Linked DNA regions of Homo sapiens: region 1 is linked to region 2. The links are chromatin loops, found by intact Hi-C in ENCODE. Cell type or tissue: gastrocnemius medialis. All regions are shown on one strand. Each heading gives the region's core, and the rest is flanking DNA. Links, peaks and the distances in the headings are about the cores only.

Evidence for each region. Hi-C counts contacts between places; a loop is a spot of excess contacts. Peaks named below come from ENCODE experiments on the same cell type or tissue, not always from the same donor. Only the 100,000 strongest peaks of a DNase experiment are listed, where the experiment ranks them.
Region 1: it touches region 2 in a loop (11-fold over the local background); 27 of 110 quality-filtered maps call a loop at or near these places.

Annotation. Positions count from the first base shown.
Region 1 is chr18:21,950,635-21,961,188 of GRCh38, reverse strand. No RefSeq gene overlaps it. Among named protein-coding and RNA genes, the nearest start is that of LINC01900, 25 kb to the left of the region's middle. In gastrocnemius medialis, for the core only: a CTCF peak has its summit at 4,956 (motif pointing right); a DNase peak (open chromatin) is centred at 4,958.
Region 2 is chr18:21,483,677-21,494,230 of GRCh38, reverse strand. GREB1L (GREB1 like retinoic acid receptor coactivator) reads right to left here. Exons shown (of 33, transcript NM_001142966.3): 18 at 8,478-8,611; 19 at 3,880-4,219. Among named protein-coding and RNA genes, the nearest start is that of GREB1L-AS1, 38 kb to the right of the region's middle. In gastrocnemius medialis, for the core only: a CTCF peak has its summit at 4,914 (motif pointing left); no DNase peak of the experiment used is centred there; H3K27ac peaks cover 4,225 bases.

The sequences.
Region 1 (10,554 bases), core at 1,130-9,129, 470 kb before region 2:
GTCTCGAACTCCTGAGCTCAAGCAATCCGCCCACCTCAGCCTCCTAAGGTGCTGGGATTACAGGCGTGAGCCACTGCTTTTAAGTAAGAAAAAGACTATTTTAAAAATAACCAAAAAAAGAAAATATTTCATACTCTTGACGAAAACATTGTGACTTGTCCAAGGCCATTTAAGGCGGGAGGGGGATGAGAATCTGGCCTCCTTGTTCCCAATCTTAAGCACTTTGCTACTATTTAACTCAATAGTTTAATTTATTGAAAATTCTAAGAAATAGTTACATTCTCGGAGCTGCATGGGTGGAGATTTTATTTTTTTTCAGTGCAGAGAAGCCAGTCAAGTACCTGTCCTGGACCAGGCACAGTGGCTCATGCCTGTAATCCTAACACTTTGGGAGGCCAGGAGTTCAAGAGCCCAGGAGTTCAAAACCAGCCTGGGCAACACAGTGACACCTTGTCCCTATTTTCCAAAAAATAGAAGTGACCCTGGGAAAAGGAGAGAGAATGGGCCGAATCCAGTGGGTCTGAGAGGTGAACGCATGCTGTAATATCAACCACATGTCCTTCACCCATCTGATAGGGACCCACACTTCTCACTGCAAGCTTTCTACTAAAACTTACCATATGCTGGAGGAATGTTTGTTTCACCACATGGACTGGCCATAGAGGCTGAGAGCTTTAAGTTACCGCACAGTCAGACGCAGTTAATCTGTGCCTTCATTATCTGTGTGTCTGGCTATCTAAAAACGCCCCTGGCATGGAGCTGTAACTTGTGACTGACTTGCTAATTTGAAATATAGATGTGTGCCTCCCTCCGGGGCCCTCCCTGCACTCGCATACTTCCATGTGCATTCAAGTGCAGTCAGCAAATGGATTGCATGTATTACCAACCCTGCCTGCCCTTCAGTAATTCCTGTGGCTGCGCTGCTGATTGTAGTTGGAGGATCACGCTACAGTGGAACGTCACAGAGAAGCTTGCAGAAGGGGGAAAGGGGTGGGGAAGGTGGAGGTGGAGAAGGGTTGGAAAGGGGAAATGAGAAGTATGTGAAAATTCAATTGCTGTGTGCTTCAGCTGACAACTCTTGCTGCCTGGGCGATGGGCTGAATGTTGGTTTTAGAGTGGGCTGGTTTGGAAGCAAATCTCAGCTTTGCCGCTTGCTGCATGAGTGAACCTGGGCAAGTCATTTCTATATGAGTCTCCATTTCCTGACCTTTAAGAATGGGAATAAGTTTTCCTGTATAATTTTTGCAAGGATTAAATGAGAAGATACAGAAAATGCCTTGCACATGGTAGACTCTCGGTCAATGTCAGTTTTCCTTCTTTCCTTCTGTCCTTCTTTCCTCTCCTATTGAAACTGAGGTGTTTTCCACACACAATGCTGGCATGAATTCATGTGCCCAGTAAAAGGAGAGATGACAGACGGACAGATACAATCTTCAGGAACACTGATTGCCTGGCTTTTAATGTTTTAGTGAGCTACTCACCCAAAAGATAATCTAGTGATGTTTGTGGCTGAATGTGTCATGTACATATTTTTTATAGAAACAAAGTCTCACTATGTTGTCCAGTCTGGTCTCAAACTCCTGAGCTCAAGTGATCCTCCTGTCTCAGCTTCCCAAGTAACTGGGATTCCAGACACGTGCCACTGCACCCTCGTATACCTTGAATGGACATCTCAAGGTCTGGCTACTTCTGTGCACATAAATTTAGAAGGTACCACCTCCAGAGATCTTTAGAATCAGCAAGTTTTTTTTTTAATCCCAACAGTATATTTTTAGAATGTCCTTGGCAAATAGGGCCTGTCTAGGTATAGGATGTTCAAATATTGCCCTATTATTTCAGGAGTCAAGGACACTTAGATGAGGAATGAGGCACTTCCCTGGATGAAGGGACAGTGCTGGCTCCTTGTTGCTCTGTGGCTCTGAGCGGGGAAGTTGGCCAGCTGGACCAAGAGCGGTGGCCAAAAGCCAGAGGAGGAACCTGGGCTGTCAGCCCATCCCTAGACATGAGGACATGGGAATTCAAAGGCTTTCTCCTCTAAGGAGCTGAGGACAATAAAGACCCCAACTGAAACAGACGTATGCCTCTTTTCATCTACTTCTGCCAACTCATTCCCTAAATCACCAGAAAATAAAAATAACACTATTTATCAGGCACTTAACTACATACTAGAAATATGAATTAACTCGTTCAATACTCAACACAATCCTATGAGGTAGGAAATATTGTACCCATTTTACAGATGAGAAAATTGAGGCTCAATGAAGTTAATTAACTTGCCCATGTTTCCCCAGCAGCAGGCAGTGAGCCAGGAATTGAATTCAAGTTTGACAAGTGATGCCACTTTCCAGATCAGAGGCGTTTCCTCAGTTCCTTGGAGGCTGGCTTTATACCTGTTTCAGAAGTTCATTGTATTTCCCTGGCATCTCCTTTTCCTTCAGCTAAGAAAACACCCAGGCTGGTTTTGAAGTAGTATCAATACCTGGACCTAAACCAGAAATGACTACTTTGTCTGAGCTTAGAAATTTTGGCAATCTTGTTCCATTTTGCAAACATTCATGCCGTGTTTAAATACCTGCATTTCATCCTGTTTCTTTTTACTTCGCTAATCTCACAGAGCTGCTTCCTGGGCCCCTGTCTGCTCTATATTCATTTATTTGTTTGAACACCCACTGCGGGTCTGCTGTGAGTCAGGCACTGTGTGCTTTCCCAGAAAGACAAATGTTGATAAGTACCCACCCTCAAGGTGCCCCCAGTCTAGTGGGAGAGACGGACATGCAAACAGTTTCAGTGGAGTTTTGTGACCATGACTCATTTATCTTTTGAGACCGAGTTTCACTCTTGTTGCCCAGGCTGGAGTGCAATGGCGCGATCTCAGTTCACTGCAACCTCAGCCTCCTGGGTTCAAGCGATTCTCCTGCCTCAGCCTCCCAAGTAGCCGGGATTACAGGCATGCTCCACCATGCCCAGCTAATTTTGTATTTTTAGTAGAGACAGGGTTTCACTATGTTGGTCAGGCTGGTTTCAAACTCCTGACCACAGGTGATCCACCCACTTCAGCCTCCCGAAGTGCTGGGATTACAGTCATGAGCCACCGCGCCCGGCCTGTGACCATGATAATACACTATGGCCAAAGCTGGAGGATCAGTAATGACATCAGCTGGGAAGCACTGGCGAGTGGTTCACATTTCAGTTGGTTCTTAAAGGTTGAAAAGGAGATGGCCAGGCATCAAAGTAGGAAGTGAGTAGGATAACAATAAGGTGTTCCGGGGCCGGGGGTATTTCGGGAATGTCAGTGTGTCTTTGCCAGGTGGGGAAAAGAGATGTATGGGTGATGGGGGAGGAGTTAGGAGAAGAAGTCTAAGCCAAGTATGGCAAGCCTCGTGTGCCTTGCCCAGGAGTTTAGACTCTAGACTGGGGGGCAGGAGGCGCTAGGGAGGTTTTACAAGGGGCTTGACAGAGTCTTCTTTTAGGAAGATCCCTTTGGCAGCAGTGAGAGTGTTTGCCAAGACAGCCCAGTGACAGGGAAACCAATGACACAGCTATGCAACGTGAGCTTGATTAAAAGAATGGAGATGGCTGGGCATGGTGGCTCACACCTGTCATTGCAGCACTTTGGGAGGCCGAGGCGGGAGGATCACTTGAGCCCAGGAGTATGAAACCAGCCTGGGCAACAAAGTGAGACACCGTCTGTACCGAAAATAAAAAAATTAGTCAGACATGCGGCATGCACCCATGGTCCCAGGTACTCAGGACACTGAAGCAGGAAGATCACTTGAACCCAGGAGGTCAAGGCTGCAGTGAGCAGTGATTGTACCACTGCACTCCAGCCTGGGTGACAGAGTGAGATCCTGTGACAAAAAAAAAAAAGGAATAGAGATGAGAGCCACATTTGAAGACATTTCTGAGTTGGCAATGACAGGGCAGATGGTAGCCTGAATGCAAAAATTCTGGAGCTGAGTTCAGGCCAACTCCAAGGTGTCTTACTTGGGAGTTTGGAGGATGGTGACAATATTAAGTGAAATGAGGCAGATTATAGGAAGAACAGGTTTGGAGGATTAGAGGATGGGGTAAGTGGTGTGAAATATTTTTTTTAAATATAAGTATTAATTCCTGGATCCTATTCCCAGAGATTCTGGTTTAATTTGGCTGGGATGTAGCCTGGACATCAACTTTTTTTTTTTAATCTGTGTAGGTGATTCTAATGAAAACCCAAGGTGAGAACCAGTGTTATGAAGGGATAAGATAAGAATATTAAAACAGATTCCAGAAACACGACAATTTAAAAGGCAGGAAGAATAGCCCAAGTATCCATTAATCAGTATTAATTAGATTAACTACATGATTCAAAACTCAGCCCAGGTTTCAGGTAAGATGGGGCTGAGTTTTGAGTCATGTAGTTATGACCCTATCCCCCCACCGGATGAAGCGATAAACCTGGACAGAATGCACGGCACAATGACTTGGATACTGTGAGCATCTAGTAGCAGATAGACCAGAAAGGAAGACCAGACTTTAAAGTACCTCTGAATGGGTGGTGAGTCTACTGTATTTTTCGCTTCAGTGTTGCCCAGACTAGGTGTAAGGTAGTGTGGAACCTGGACATGGGCGTCTGCATGAATGGAGAGAAGTCCAAGAGAAACCCTCTGGTTCTGGCTCAAGGGCGTGGTCTCCTAATGCTCAAAGGAGAGGGAGAAATCCCCCATTTCTTTTTTGTTTTTCTTCAGGTTGGAGGACTGAAAAGGGGAGCCCAGGACTCAGAAAGTACTAGGGACATTATAGAGAGGGAGGTATTAGGGAAAGGGACTTGATAAAGTTGTTTAAGAATCCCTGGGTTTATCCACAAGTGGAACATTCATGAATCTGACCCTAAACAGTATATCAAAAGCTTTGAGATACAACTGTAAACTATGAGGTGAACCATGTCCCACCTCCTAGACTGCCTAGACTGGCCACCAGGTGGCGCACATGCAGGACTGCTCTGAATAGCAGTGCGTGTTAGTGGAACATTGAAACCACACACCACTGAAGGATGATCAGAACTTACAACTTGAACCCAACCATACCTATAACCCACTAACGTTAAAAAACAGAATAAAATGTTTTCCATAGAATTTTAAACAAGACCCAGAGACTCATAACATTCAAAATGTCCAGAGTACAATACAAAATTTCTCACTCTGTGAAGAACTAGGAAAATCTCAACTAACATGCTGAGATAACACAGATGTTGGAATTAGCTGACAAAGACTTTATTTTTGTTTGTTTTTGTTTTTATTTTATTTTATTTTAAGTACTGGGATACCTGTGCAAGACGTGCAGGTTTGTTACACAGGTAAATATGTGCGATGGTGATTTGCTGCACCTATCAACTCATTACCTAGGTATTAAGCCCTGCATGTATTAGCTATTTATCCTGATGCTCTCCCTCTTCCCACCCCTATCCCCGACAGGCCCCAGTGTGTGTTGTTCCCCTCCCTGTGTCCATGTATTCTCATTGTTCAGCTCCTACTTACAAGTGACAATATGCGGTGTTTGCTTTTCTGTTCCTGTGTTAATTTGCTGAAGATAATGGCTTCCAGCTCCATCCATGTCCCTGCAAAGGACATGACCTAGTTCTTTTTTATGGCTGCATAGTATTCCATCGTGTATATGTACCACATTTTCATTATCCAGTCTAACATTGATGGGCTTTTGGGTTGATACCATGTCTTTGCTATTGTGAATAGTGCTGCAATGAACATACATGTGCATGTATCTTTATAATAGAATTATTTATATTCCTTTGGGTATATGCCCAGATCTTTGAGGAATTGCCACACTGTCTTCCACAATGGTTGAACTAATTTACCTTTCCACCAACAGTGTAAAAGTGTTCCTACTTCACAGCCTCACCAGCATCTGTTGTTGCTTGACTTTTTAATAATCGCCATTCTGACTGGTGTGAGATGGTATCTCACTGTGGTTTTGATTTGCATTTCTCTAATGATCAGTGATGCTGAGCTTTTTTTAATACGTTGGCTACATAAATGTCTTCTTTTGAGAAGTGTCTGTTCATGTCCTTTGCACATGTTTTAATTTTTTTTTCTTGTAAATTTGTTTAAGTTCCTTGTAGATTCTGGATATTAGACCTTTGTCAAATGGATAGATTGCAAAACTTTTCTCCCATTCTGTAGGTTGTATGTTTGCACTGATGATAGTTTCTTTTGCTATGCAAAAGTTCATTAGTTTAATTAAATCCCATTTGTCAATTTTTGCTTTTGTTGCGATTGCTTTTGGTGTTTTGTCATAAAATCTTTGCCCGTGCCTATGTCCTGAATGGTAGTGGCCAGATTTTCTTCTAGGGCTTTTGTAGTTTTGGGTTTACATTTAAGTCTTTAATCCATCTTGAGTTTAAATTTTTGTACAAGATATAAGGAAGGGGTCCAGTTTCAATTTTCTGCATAAGGCTAGCCAGTTTTTCCAGCACCATTTATTAAATAGGGAGCCCTTTTCCCATTGCTTGTTTTTGTCAGGTTTGTCAAAGATCAGATGGTTGTAGATGTGTGGACTCATTTCTGAGATCTCTATTCTGTTTCATTGGTCTGTATGTCTGTTATTGTAACAGTACCATGCTGTTTTGTTTAATGTAGCCTTGTAGTGTAGTTTGAAGTCAGGTAGCGTAATGCCTCCAACTTTGTTCTTTTTGTTTAGGATTGTCTTGGCTATACGGGCTCTTTTTTGGTTTCATATAAATTTTAAAGTAGTTTTTTTTTTTACTAATTCTGTGAAGAATGTCAATAGTAGTTTAATATGAATAGCATTGAATCTATAAATTACTTTGGGCAGTAAGAATCACAATATTGATTCTTCCTATCCACGAGCATGAAATGATTTTCCATTTGTTTGTGTCCTCTGATTTCCTTAAACAAAGGTTTATTGTTCTTGAAGAGGTCCTCCACTTCCCTTGTTAGCTGTATTCCTAGGTATTTTTTTTTGTAGCAGTTGTGAATGGAAGTTCATTCATGATTTGACTCTCTGATTGTCTATTGTTAGTGTATAGGAATGCTTGTGATTTTTGCACATTGATTTTGTATCCTGAGACTTTGCTAAATTTGCTTATCAGCTTAAGGAGCTTTTGGGCTGAGACGATGGGGTTTTCTAAATACGGGAGCATGTCGTCTGCAAACAGAGACCGTTTGGCTTCCTCTCTTCCTATTTGAGTACACTTTATTTCTTTCTCTTGCCTGATTACCCTGGCCAGAAATTCCAATACTATGTTGAATAGGAGTGGTGAGAGAGGGCATCCTTGTCTTGTGCCAGTTTTCAAGGGGAATGCTTCTAGCTTTTGCCATTCAGTATGATATTGGCTGTGGGCTTGTCATAAATGGCTCTTATTATTTTGAGATATGCTCCACCTATACTTAATTTATTGAGAGTTTTCAACACGAAGGGATATTGAATTTTATCAAAGGCCTTTTCTGAGTCTATTGAGATAATCATGCCTCAATACAGATATAATTTTGTCTTTAGTTCTGTTTATGTGATGAATTATATTTTTTCATTTGCATATGTTGATCCAGCCTTGCATCCCAGGAAAGAAGTCGACTTGATGGTGATGGGTAAACTTTTTGATGTGCTGCTGGATTTGCTTTGCCAGTATTTTATTGAGGCTTTTCACATCAATGTTCATCAGGGATATTGGCCTGAAGTTTTGGTTTTTTTTGTTGTATCCCTGCCAGGTTTTGGTATCAGGATGATGCTGGCCTCATAAAATGAATTAGGAAGAACTCTCTCCTTTTCGATTGTTTGGAATCATTTCAGAAGAAATGGTACCAGCTCCTCTTTGCACCTCTGGTAGAATTCAGCTGTAAATCTATCTGGTCCTGGCTTTTTTTGATTGGTAGGCTATGTATTACTGCCTCGATTTCAGAACTTGTTATTGGTCTATTCAGGGATTCAACTTCTTCCTGGTTTAGTCTTGGGAGGGTGTATATTTTCGGGAATTTATTCATTTCTTCTAGATTTTCTAGTTTATTTGCATAGATATATTTATAGTATTCTCTGATGGTTGTTTGTATTTCTGTGGGATCAGTGGTGATATTCCCTTTATCATTTTTTATTGTGGCTGACAAAGACTTAAAAGCAACTGTTACAAAAATGCTCCAACAAGTAAGGGCTAACTTCCTTTAAATAAATGGAAAAATAGATAGTCCCAACAAAGAAATAGAAAATATAAAGAAAAGCCAAATGAAAGTGTTCGAACTGAAAAATATAATAACTGAAATGTAAAAACTCACTGAGGGGCTGAATGGCAGAATGGAGATGACAGAGGAAAGAGTCAGTGAGCTTGAAGACAGATCAATAAAAACTCCCCAATCTAAACAACAGGAAGAATAAAGATGGTTTACCACGAACTTCACTATATGGAACAAAAAGACAAGAAAATAAACAAACAACCAAAAAAAAAAAAAGGAAGAAAGGATAAAGATGGACAAGTTGGGGAGAGAATGGACAAGCCTCAGGGAACTGGGCAACGACAACAAAAGGCTGACCATTTGTGTTCTCAGAGTGCTAGGAGAAGTGAGTAAAGAGTGCAGTGCAGAAAAAAAAATTGAAGAAATAATGACTGGAAATTTCTCAACTTTGGTGAAACACAGGAAACCTACAGATTTGAGAAGCTCAGCAAACCCCAAAGAGGCTAAACACCCCCAAAATCCATGTCCCCCAATATTATCATCAAACTACTTAAAACTAAAGACAAAATTGAAATATCAAAAGAAACCAGAGGGCCGGGCACGGTAGCTAACACCTGTAATTCCCAGCGCTTTGGGAGGCCGAGGCTGGCGGATTGCTTGAGGTCAGAAGTTTAAGACCAGCCTGGCCAACATGGTGAAACCCCATCTCTACTAAAAATACAAAAATTAGCCAGGCATGGTGGCGCACACCTGTAGTCCCAGCTGTTCAGGAGGCTGAGGCAGAAGAATCACTTGAACCCGGGAGGCAGAGGTTACAGTGAGCTGAGATCATGCCACTGCACTCCAGCTGGGTGACAGAGTGAAACTCCATCTCAAAAAAAAAAAAGAAAAAAGAAAGAAAGAAAAGAAAAGAAACCAGAGAAAAATGACATGTTATTTATAGAGGAACAATAACTCAAATAACTTGGAGATATCCCACAGAAATCATGGAGTTCAGAAGAAAGAAGAAGAGCATTTTTTAAATGCTGAAAGAAAACTATCAACTCAGAATTTCATATTCAGTGAAGATATACTTCAGGAATACAAGGTTAAGTAAAGACCATCTCAGAACAAAGAAAATGGAATTTTGTTGCCAGCAGAGCTGCTCTAAAAGTACATTCTTCAAAAAGAAGGGAAATGATACCAGAAGGAACTTGGGATACCAGGAATAAAGGAAGAGCAATAGAAGTGGTAAATATAGATGAATGTAATAGACTATTTTTCTTCTCTCAGTTTCTTAAAAATATGCTTGATGGGCCTTGTGTGGTGGCTCACGCCTGTAACCCCAGCACTTTAGGAGGCCGAGGCAGGGAAATCACTCGAGGCCAAGAGTTGGGACCAGCCTGCCCAACATAGTGAAACCCCATCTCTACTAAAACTACAAAAATTAGCTGGGCGTGGTAGTGCACACCTGTAGTCCCAGCTACTCAGGAGGCTGAGGTGGGAAGATTACTTGAGCCCAAGAGGCAGAGGTTGCAGTGAGCTGAGACTGTGCCACTGCATTCCAGCCTGGGCGACAGAGCAAGACCCTGTCTGAAAATATAGATATAGATATAGATAGATACATATAGATATAGATTAGATATAGATATACATAAAGGCTTGATGGTTGAAAACCAAAAGTATAACATCGTTTGGTACAATGTATATAGGTGTAACACATACGATAATGACAAAATGAGCCGGGGGGGAAATGAAGGGCCCTATATGATGGTAAAGTTTCTGCATTCTACTCGAAGTGGTAAAATGTCATGAAAAGGTAGCTTCTACTTGGGGGCAATAAAAGTTAAAAAATGTCATGAAAAGGTAAGGATGTATTTTGTAATCTCTAGAGCAATCACTAAAAATATTATACAAAGAGATACAGTAAAACATACACATACACACAAAATAAATAGAATACTACAAAATATTCAAATGACCATAAAGAAGGCACTATATGGGAAACTGAGGAACAAAAAACAGAGGAAACAGAAAACAAATAATAAACTGGTAGGCTTAAATCCACACATAAATAATCACATTAAGTGTAAATAGACTGAACAAATTAATTGAAAGAGATTGGCAGAATGGACTTTTTAAATGACCAAACTATACGCTGTTTTACAAAAAAACTAGCTTAAAATTATATATGAAGGTTGAAAGTAAAAGGATGTAGCACATTCCAGAGAAACAAAAACTTATGTCCACACAAAAACCTGTACATGAATGTTTATAGCAGCATTATTTATAATGGCTCCAAACTGAAAACAATCCAAATGTCTTTCAACCAATGAATGGTTAAACACGCGACGGTACACCTATACCTTGGAATACTCAGCAAATAAAAGGAACCAGCTAT
Region 2 (10,554 bases), core at 1,548-9,547:
TCACAAGTTTCACAGACTTCCCGTGTTTTAGAAAAATCAATGTGTCAAAAAGATTTTTTTAATGCTAGAAGAAAAATTCTCTGTAAAAATTTAATTTTCCATACCATTTCATGTCAGGGGGAACCATAACATTGTCTCATTTAAAGCAAACCATTCTGGAATAGAAATCACTTTACTGATCACATTCACACTGGACGCATGGTATCCCTGACACTGGGTTTCTCCCTGAATGTGTTTTATCTCCCAGAACTGTCTCTATAGAGGTCATAGCTTTACCAGGAAGAGGTCAGGTTTATATTGATGGAATAAGAGTTAAAATGTTTTACTGTATGAGGACTTTTTTTTTTTTTTTTTTTTTTTTTTTTGAGACAGGGTCTCACTCTGTCACCCAGGCTGGAGTACAGTGGTGCAATCTTGGCTCATGGCGACCTCCACCTCCCGGGTTCAAGCGAATCTCCTGCCTCAGCCTCCTGAGTAGCTGCGATTACAGGCACCCACCACCACACCTGGCTAATTTTTGTATTTTTAGTAGAGATGGGGTTTCGCCATATTGGCCAGGCTGGTCTTGAACTCCTGACCTCAAGCGACTGCCCGCCTCAGTCTCCCAAAGTGCTGGGATTATAGGCGTGAGCCACTGCACCTGGCCTATATGAGGATGTTTATTTTCAGATTAGTAGTCAAATCTCACTTTTACTCTTGACCAACCACAGCTAGCCAAACCCACTATAAAATGCTTTTCCATCACATTGCTCCTTCTGATGACTGATGGCTGCAGTTCTCCTGTGCATCAATCAGGCCCTCAAGATGACATTGCAGAAGCACTTAACACAAAAGATGGGGTGATCATTGAGTTCAAGGATAATACAAGGCTTAAGAACAAGGACATCTAATGAAAGCTTCACCTGCCTTCTGGAGGAACTGACTTAAACTTTGTATCCTTCCAAAGGGGTCATCATCAGTATAAGTTAACCACAATACATAACAGGATAATTAGGGGTAAGCACAAAAATAAGATCACATAATAGAAGTAGTGTTGGATTTTACCCAAAAGTAGAGATAGAAGGCACAATCTTGCCATCCTGAAAATGGTGAAGGAGGTTGATAACTTAGAAATAAATGAGTGAGCCGCAATCTACTTGACAATTCAGTCTTGCTTACGATGTGAACATCCCAACATGATCTCATATTTTTACTCCCACACAAATACAGAGTATAAAAAGGACTGATGTGATCCAGTGATTTTGAGAATTTGGGACTTGTTTATTTTTATATATTTTTAAGAGACAGGGTCTCACTCTGTTGCACAGGCTGGAGTGCAGTGGTGGGATCATAGCTCACTGCAGCCTCAAACTCCTGGGCTCAAGCAAACCTCCTGCCTCAGGCTCCCAAGTAGCTGGGACTACAGGCATGAGCCATCACAGCAGCCAGAATATGGGACACTCTTATACGTACTTGTTGCCTGGCAGCTACTCATACCAATTGAGGAAGATGTCACTGCCTTGAGAAGTCGTAACTTGAGGCCCCCTTCGTTTAGGGCACAGTGATTGTCAACTAATGTGCCTCTGAAAGCCCTGCAGGTGATTCTGATGAGCTAGCAGCCAGGTGAAGAACCTCAGGCCTTGACTGTGGTTTTCCAACAGTGGTCCAGAGGGGTAAATTATTTAGGACAGACTGATTTATACTGACTTAGTGACTGGCCCTTCTGAACACATGATTAAGACTCTCTAAGTAGCTTCACTTAATCAGTGTCAACAGAGACCAGGAGAAGACCCAGCAGCCTCACGTGCATTTAGGTCATCTCTGGCAACAGATGTGGGAGACTTAGCATGGTGCTGCTGATTGTCCGCCTTTCCAAATTCTTTTTCTTTTTCTTTCTTTTTTTTTTGAGACAGAGTCTTGCTCTGTCGCCCAGGCTGGAGTGTAGTGGCACAATCTCGGCTCACTACAAGCTCCGCCTCCCGGGTTCACGCCATTCTCCTGCCTCAGCCTCCCGAGTAGCTGGGACCACAGGCGCCCGCCACCATGCCTGGCTAATTTTTTGTATTTTTAGTAGAGACAGGGTTTCACCGTGTTAGCCAGGGTGGTCTTGATCTCCTGACCTTGTGATCCGCCCGCCTCGGCCTCCCAAAGTGCTGGGATTACAGGCATGAGCTACCGTGCCCAGCCTCCAAATTCTTCATCATTAGCAATATTCAAATGGTCTCAAGCCCGTAATTCATGTCTCCATGAATTATACTGTAAGAAGCGTTTCCGGAGTTTTGTTATTCATCCTAGGAATTCCACTGTAATGTAGTCTATGACTATAACATAAAATTGTGAACGTGTATCTATATATGAAACATAAATGTTACAACTTCTAAATTTAGGAGTTTCTATTTTTTGGACAATTTTATTTGTTCCAATTGCTTATTAAGCTAATACAAGATATTTTGTCTGCATTTTGGATTATTCAATTTAGGTTAGCTAACTGAACACAAGAAGAAGATTTACATCTCCAGAACAATTTTTTTTTTTTTTTGAGACAGAGTCTCGCTCTGTCGCCCAGGCTGGAGTGCAGTGGTGCGATCTTGGCTCACTGCAAGCTCCGCCTCCTGGGTTCACACCATTCTCCTGCCTCAGCCTCCTGAGTAGCTGGGAATACAGGCACCCGCCACCACACCTGGCTAATTTTTTTTTTGTATTTTTAGTAAAAACGGGGTTTCACCATGTTAGCCAGGATGGTCTTGATCTCCTGACCTCCTGATCTGTCTGCCTCAGCCTCCCAAAGTGCTGGGATTACAGGCATGAGCCACTGCGCCCAGCCCAGAACAATTTTTGAACACTAAATAATCATCCCCAAATTAGAACTCTTAGAGATTATACAACCCAATTCTCTCATTTTGCAGATGGGAAACCGCAGCCCAGGGTGAAAATGCAAATTCCCCCATGACTATGTGCCTTCTTTTCATAAAATTTGTGCTGAACCAGATTTTCCTTAACCCAATTTAGCTCAGCATTTAATGTATAGGGCGCAGAAACAAGTTGGTCTAACTCAGACATACAGTAGCTAGCTCAGTTCCATACCGACATGTAGGTGGATATTTGATTAAATGCTTTCTAATGGCTAGGCCCCACTGGATTACAGGCCCAGAAAAACCGAGTCAGGCATAAGGTAGGGAGTTAGGTTAGTTGGCTGAGGGTTCTACTCCTCCCACCCTGATGCTTGACAGGAGAGGAAGGGGAGAAGCAGTCAATCACTGGCCGTGCAGAGGGAGCAGTGAGGGACTCAGTCATGCACTAAATTCTTCTGTAGGGCGCCTGGCAAAGTCTCAGTCCAGCCAAAGCCTTGGGGCTGAGGGTCAAAGCAAGTAAAAAGAAACAACAAACTGCTGAGGAATCCACATGCAAGAGGGCTAGGAACAGTTCTGAGTACTGAAGATGAAACAGAATACTTTACCGACTCTAGACATGAGCTCACAGAGAGGCTAGATGAACAGAAAAGAATTAGTGAGTTGAGGATACTTAAAACATTACCCCACAGAGGTCTGAGAGGATAACTTACCTTTTTTTCTCAGAAAACAGATGGCCATGGGCTACATGCATCTTGAACAAGGCCAATAAACATGGGGTCAAATTGGGTCATCTCATTTTTTTGCACCTGCAGTTGGAGAGCATGGAAGACCAACTGCATGCACTAACTGCATGCTATAAAGGGCTGGGCAATCTTTACAAACTGGTTCTAATTAAGAAAGTGAATATGTCCCTTAATTTAGCCTTATCATTGTCATGGAATCACACATGTGATTCTATTAAACTCAGGCCCCTGAGCCACCTATGTAGGATTCCTAGAAAAGAGAAACAAATGGTATTTTAAAGGAGAAATGTCTGTCCATTGCTAACCTTTAATCGCGCCACAAAGTGAGTTGCAACACTGAGTTCGGTGGCCGGGTTCCCAAGGATGATCTCAAACCGATACTGCAGACCCAGTTTGTCGCGCACCTCCTGTAGCCGCTCCTTGGCTAACATCGCCAGCTGCACCGAGGGCACCCTGATAATGAGCATGTGTCCCCTCCCACTTTTGTTTTTGCCTGGGGAGCTGATGAGGTCATCCATAATGCTGAGTGTTTCTGGTGTGCTGTGGTCGCGGAGTGACGCCATGGTGGTGAGAGCCATCAGGGCCTCAGAGTACTGCTGGATGAGAAGATAGCAGCGGACGACCATGCTGTGCAGCCTGGGGTACCTTCAACAGAAAACAAGGCACTAGCACTCAGGCAGCAGGGCCAGCTGGGAGCAGCAAGGCCTGTGCAGTAAGAATGCAGATTAAGCATGGTGGGGAAGGGGCTACTGATCAGTGTGGTGGGGCTTTAGTTCTAGAATGACCTGGGATCCTACATCACTGGAAGGAAAAGGTTGAGCTTCCAAAGCATGTGAATCAACCTGTTGGGATAAGTACAGCACAGTAAAGGGGTTTAGAGATTGTCTAGAAACCTCTTCTCAAAGTATGGTCTACAGACCACCAGCAGCAGCAGCACCTGGGAGCTTGTTAGAAATGCTCAATCTCCCCACCCCAGACCTACTAATCAGAATCTGAAGCTTAACAAGACTCCCAGGGAATTGCATGCACGTTAAATTCTGAGACACGCTGGTCTATTCCATTCATTGCCAGCATAGTCATCATGGATAATTCCTGGATCCTCACCTCTTGCTGGTGGTATTGGGTTAGAATGGCAGCACTGTCCACTTATTTCTCTGATATATAAGATTACAATACAGGAAACTGAGGCATTAATGTAATATCTGTCGAGTATTAGACATAAAAAGGGTAATTATTACTACTAATCTGAGGTCAGCCTCACAGATAGCAATTTCTATCTTTCCATAAACTGTTCCTTGGTGCTGGAGAAACTTGGAGCTGACTGGAGAAATAGCACCCCCTAGTGTTGTAGCCTCATCACCTGAGACCTGGCTCCGTCAAGGGAGCCAAGCAAATCTGAGCCTGGTAGCAGCAGCAGCCTTTGGTACCATTTTCCCCTAAGCCTGGACTGCCAGGGAAGAGGATCCCTTTGTTAAAATCGGCAGTTTTTACAATTATAGGAGGTAGAAAACAAATCTCTCCTTTTGGTGCTACGCCTCAGCCAGGCCTGATGACAAAATGAGTACGAATGGGCAAAGAGGACCCAGTTACAGGCATGAAGAGCTGCTAGTCAAGAAAGCAGGTGCTTGGCTACCCTGAGCACACTGCCCAGCAGTACTTCTGCTGCTGAATAAAAATAAAATTTTTTAAAAAAGAAAGTAGGCTGGGCGCGGTGGCTCATGCCTATAATCCCAGCACTTTGGGAGGACGAGGTGGGTGGATCACTTGAGATCAGGAGTTCGAGACCAGCCTAGCCAACATGGTGAAACCCCATCTCTACTAAAAATATAAAAATTAGCTGGGTGTGGTGGCGGGCGCCTGTAATCCCAGCTACTTGGGAGGCTGAGGCAGGACAATCACTTGAACCTGGGAGGTGGAGGTTACAGTGAGCCGAGATCATGCCATTGCACTCCAGCCTGGGCGACGGAGTGAGAGTCTGTCTTAAAAATATAAAAAAGAGAAAAAGAAAGAAAGTAGGTGCTGGCAAAGTGGGCTCTGGGTCCAAGGTTGGCCAATGCTCTCATGGAGCCTGGTAGAATAAGGCTGGGGCTGTGCACTTTCTTTCTGGTTGCCATTTGGTAGCAATGCAGCCACCAGCAGCTGGGTAGGCTAATGGGGGATTTCACCTTTGTTCCATTCTATAATTCTACTTAAAATACAACAAGTGGTCCACTGGCCTTGCACAGAAAACCTCCAGGTCAAAGAAATGCCAATGACAGCTATCAAATGAATAACACATGAACACTTTTGAGGTGTTTTAGAACTGGAAAGGACCAAGATGCCCTGTATATGAACAACTCTGCCTTTTCTTTTTCTTTTTTCGAGACAGAGTCCCGCTCTGTCACCCAGGCTGGAGTGCAGTAGTGCAATCTTGGCTCACTGCAACCTTCGCTTCCCGGGTTCAAGCAATTCTCCTGCCTCAGCCTCCTGAGTAGCTGGGATTACAGGCATGCGCCCAGCTAATTTTGTATTTTTAGTAGAGACAGGGTTTCTCCATGTTGATCAGGCTGGTCTCAAACTCCTGACCTCAGGTGATCCGCCCACCTCAGCCTCCCAAAGTGCTGGGATTACAGGTGTAAGCCACTGCACCCGGTCTTTTTTTTTTTTGAGATGGAGTCTCACTCTGTCGCTCGGACTGGAGTGCAATGGCGCAATCTCAGCTCACTGCAACCTCCGCCTCCCAGGTTCAAGTGATTCTCCTGCCTCAACCTCCCAAGTACCTGGGATTACAGGTGCCCGCCACCACGCCTGGCTAATTTTTTTTTTTTTTTGTATTTTTAGTAGAGACAGGGTTTTACCACGTTGGCCAGGCTGGTCTCGAACTCCTGACCTCAGGTGATCCACCCACCTTGGCCTCCCAAAGTGGTGGGATTACAGGCATGAGCCACCGCGCCCAGCCCACTCTGCCTTTTCATAGAAAGAGAATGAGTTCAGGGGCAGAGAGAAGTTCAGCTGCTTGTCCCAGTTCATACAACTGATCAGAGACAAAGCTAGCTCTAGATTTTATCCAGCCTCTAGCAAGGTCTTCACACATTGCAAGGATTTAGCTGGCTGGGTAGAAATGAAGAAATCCTTCAGTTCAATAAATCCTGGGCTGGTCCCTTCAGGTATTCAGTAAGTCATAGCTACTATTAGGCTGGGGTGACTGGGTTGGAGGAAATAAGTATAGATAATCTATGTTTCAAGCTTAATGCTTTTTGCTGGGCCACGTAGAAAAGCCAAAGTTAGAATAAATGGTAACTTTGATATCTGGCATTTCTGTTTCATACTCTGGAAGAATCATGAAGTCAGAAGTGCACAGTTTCTCCAATCTGTCATGCTTGCATTAAACTATACTTACAACTTTTGTAGCACAAAACTACAATAGAAAGTTGATGAGATCATCATTTAAAATAAAAGTTAGGAAACTCTGAATGATGTTACCAGAAAAAGAAGATGCATTTCAAGCTGGTGGATGTAACAGGTGGGTAGGAATGCTTAAAGGGGGTACTCATGGAATGATTTTGGAAAATTAAGACTACATGTGCTGTGAAAGGATTAATGTCACAGTGTCAGTTAAGACTTTCCAAATCCAACAGCTGCAAAAATATCAAACCGTACTTGAGCCTGTGCTCTTTCCGGATGCAGTATTATAATCTACTGAATAGGATGCATCCATAGGTCCTCATTTTAATTTCCTTTTCTTTTTTCTTAGCAAAATTATGGACAGGTTTGTTAAATAGCTGTTAAATAATATGATCAATTAAAGCCATTCTAAGAACTATAGCTACTAAAAATTAGAATTTGCCCCATAAAATAAAGCCCAATCGCCCCAACATTGGATGATCAAACAGAATATTGTGGAGGGCAGAAAGGGACCTTTATTAGGTTAGGTAAATTCTAATGTCTCTACCTACCTCTGAATCTATGATTCAAGGTCACAGAGGGAAAAAAACTCTTTCAGAGTTTAATCTGAAAATGGGGATTTTTTTTTTCTTTTTTTAGAAAAGGGAAGAAAAGACAGCAGTTATGTTCCTTAATCCCTAAGGCCAGGGACTGGAGGAGGAGCCCCAAGAACTGAATTCACCTCAATTATCTGATTGCTCTTTAATTTCTTCCAGTGTATACTTCAAATCTCTCATAGTAAAGTTTAGTTTTTACTGAATCATCTTAGGGTCCTTGCCTGTGGTGGACAGGGGAGAAAAGAGGGAAAAATGTCAAAGTCTGAGGTGTAGGGTAGGAGAGGCCGGAGCTCAGAGAAGTGGGACTTTTTTTTTTTTTTTTTGAGACGGAGTCTCGCTCTGTCACCCAGGCTGGAGTGCAGTGGCGTGGTCTCGGCTCACTGCAAGCTCCACCTCCCGGGTTCACACCATTCTCCTGCCTCAGCCTCCCAAGTAGCTGGGACTACAGGCATCTGCCACCACGCCTGGCTAATTTTTCGTATTTTTAGTAGAGATGGGGTTTCACCGTGTTAGCCAGGGTGGTCTCGATCTCCTGATGTCATGGTCCGCCCGCCTCGGCCTCCCAAAGTGCTGGGATTACAGGCGTGGGCCACCGCGCCCAGCCAGAAGCGGGTCTTGAATAAGCAAATCCCTCTCTGCCCTATCCATCTCCTGATGATAGCAGTGAAGCATGACCGGGAGCTGACTCAGCATGAAAAGTAGTGCAATGGCCCACTTTGGTTGTATTTTCCTTTATTGATCTTGGATGATCACATAAAACAATAGTAGGGCATCTTAGGAAAGGCTGTTTTAATTTGGCCTTTGCACGTCATCTGCAAGGGCTCCATCAAACACCCCGTAGCACTGACACAAAAGGCTTTTGGCTATTTTAGATCTGCAAGTACAGCTAGAGAGAAGAGCAGAAGGCCTTATTTACTATTTACCTCTCCAAGAGTGTGTTCACCATTTTTTCAAAAGTCTCGTCACATCTCAGAAGTGGGCTCGTGATCCCCCACTGCAGAGACTTGCTGTACTCACTCAAGCCAAAGTACAGCTTCTCCTCGCAGCCCACGTCCTCCTGGTTCAAAATACAGAGCAAAAACCCAATGAGGACAGGATACAGTGTGTCTTGTTTTCCAGAAAGTGGGGTTTACAGAAATGACCGCTGTAAGAGGTTATTTCCTGACAAGTAAGAAAAAATACTGTTTCATTATGTAACCCGACACCAACTCTGCAGTCATCTCTGAGGCACTAAGTGAAACTTCTTTTAATTTCAAAGGAACTGAATATGTGATTAGTGGAAAGTTGACACACTTCCTTCAGGCACATGGTTTGTTTTCTTTTTTTTTTGTTGGGATACACAAGGTCAGACAGCCTCAATTCTCAGCCTTTTTCCCTGCTGGAAGTAGTTCTCTATACAGATAAATAGGCTTTCCTCAGAACGCTCTAGAGATTGACAAACTCCTCTGTTACAGAAACCTTAACTTTTCTGACATCATTTCATAATGATAACTCATAAAAGCTTATCTTTGCAAACAAATTTTACTTTAAAAATGGAATATATGCTTTCCTTTAACAGGATCCACAGTATTTAACGTAGCCCCCTCTTGATGAGTCAGTCATCACTATGAAAATGAATAGCTATTTTAGGATGTGACATAAGGATGCCCTCAGAGGATCTTGAGAAGTGTGACAAGTTGCTTATCCTTAAACTCAGAAGCTCTACGATATTAAATAAGCTTTTTGAGTTCATGAATCTGTTTTTGTTTGTAGCTTTCTTTTGCATCTTTTCTACATTAGTTTTTTACAGTCACTGCTTGCTGTCATGTTGCCTGTGCCATTTGGTCTCACTTTTGTTATTTTATTTTATTTTTGAGACCAAGTTTTGCTCTTGTTGCCCAGGCTGGAGTGCAATGGTGCGATCTTGGCTCACTGCAACCTCTGCCTCCCGGTTTCAAGCGATTCTCCTGCCTCAGCCTCCCGAGTGGCTGGGATTACAGGCACCCACCACCACGCCCAGCTAATTTCTTTTTTTGCATTTTTAGGAGAGACGGGGTTTCGCCACGTTGGCCAGGCTGGTCTCAAATTCCTGGACTCAGGTGATCCGCCCGCCTTGGCCTCCCAAAGTGCTGGGATTACAGGCGTAAGCTACTGCGCCTGGCCCACTTTTGTTATTTATTATGTGTTGACATTTTTATTTAAGTGCTCTCCAACTCATAAAGGAAATAAGGCAGCTTTAAAAAATGTAATAAGATAAAGGCTGGGCGCAGTGGCTCACGCCCGTAAACCCAGCACTTTTTTTTGAGACCAGCCTGGCCAATATGGTGAAACCCCATCTCTACCGAAAATACAAAAATTAGCCAGGCGTGGTGGCGGGTGCCTACAGACCCAGCTACTCAGGAGGCTGAGGCAGAAGAATACCTTGAACCCGGAGGTGGAGGTTGCAGTGAGCCGAGATTGTGCCACTGCACTCCAGCCTGGGCGACAGAGTGAAACTCCATCTCAAAAAAAAAAAAAATTATATATATATATGTATGTATGTATTAAGATAAAAATAAATTAAGCAATCAGAGGAAGAAAAAGCAAGGGTAAGAGAAGGAAGATTGGGCCAGGGATAAAGTAAGTATTCCCTAAAATGCATGCCAGCAGCTGCTGCACATTTGGTTAGAAGTGGGCTACAAATTTGGTAGCCCAAATTCTGAGCTTTTTTTTTTTCTTTTTTTTTGAGGAGTCTCACTCTGTCACCCAGGCTGGAGTGCAGTGGCATGATCTCGGCTCACTGCAATCTCTGCCTCCTGGGTTCAAGCCATTCTCCTGCCTCAGCCTCCCAAGCAGCTGGGACTACAGGCATGTACCACCACACCCAGCTAATTTTTGTATTTTTAGTAGAGATTAGATTTCACCATGTTAGCAGGCTGGTGTCGAATTCCTGATCTCAGGTGATCAACCTGCCTCGGCCTCCCAAAGTGCTGGGATTACAGACATGAGCCAATGTGCCCGGCTGGTTCTGAGCTTTTCAGT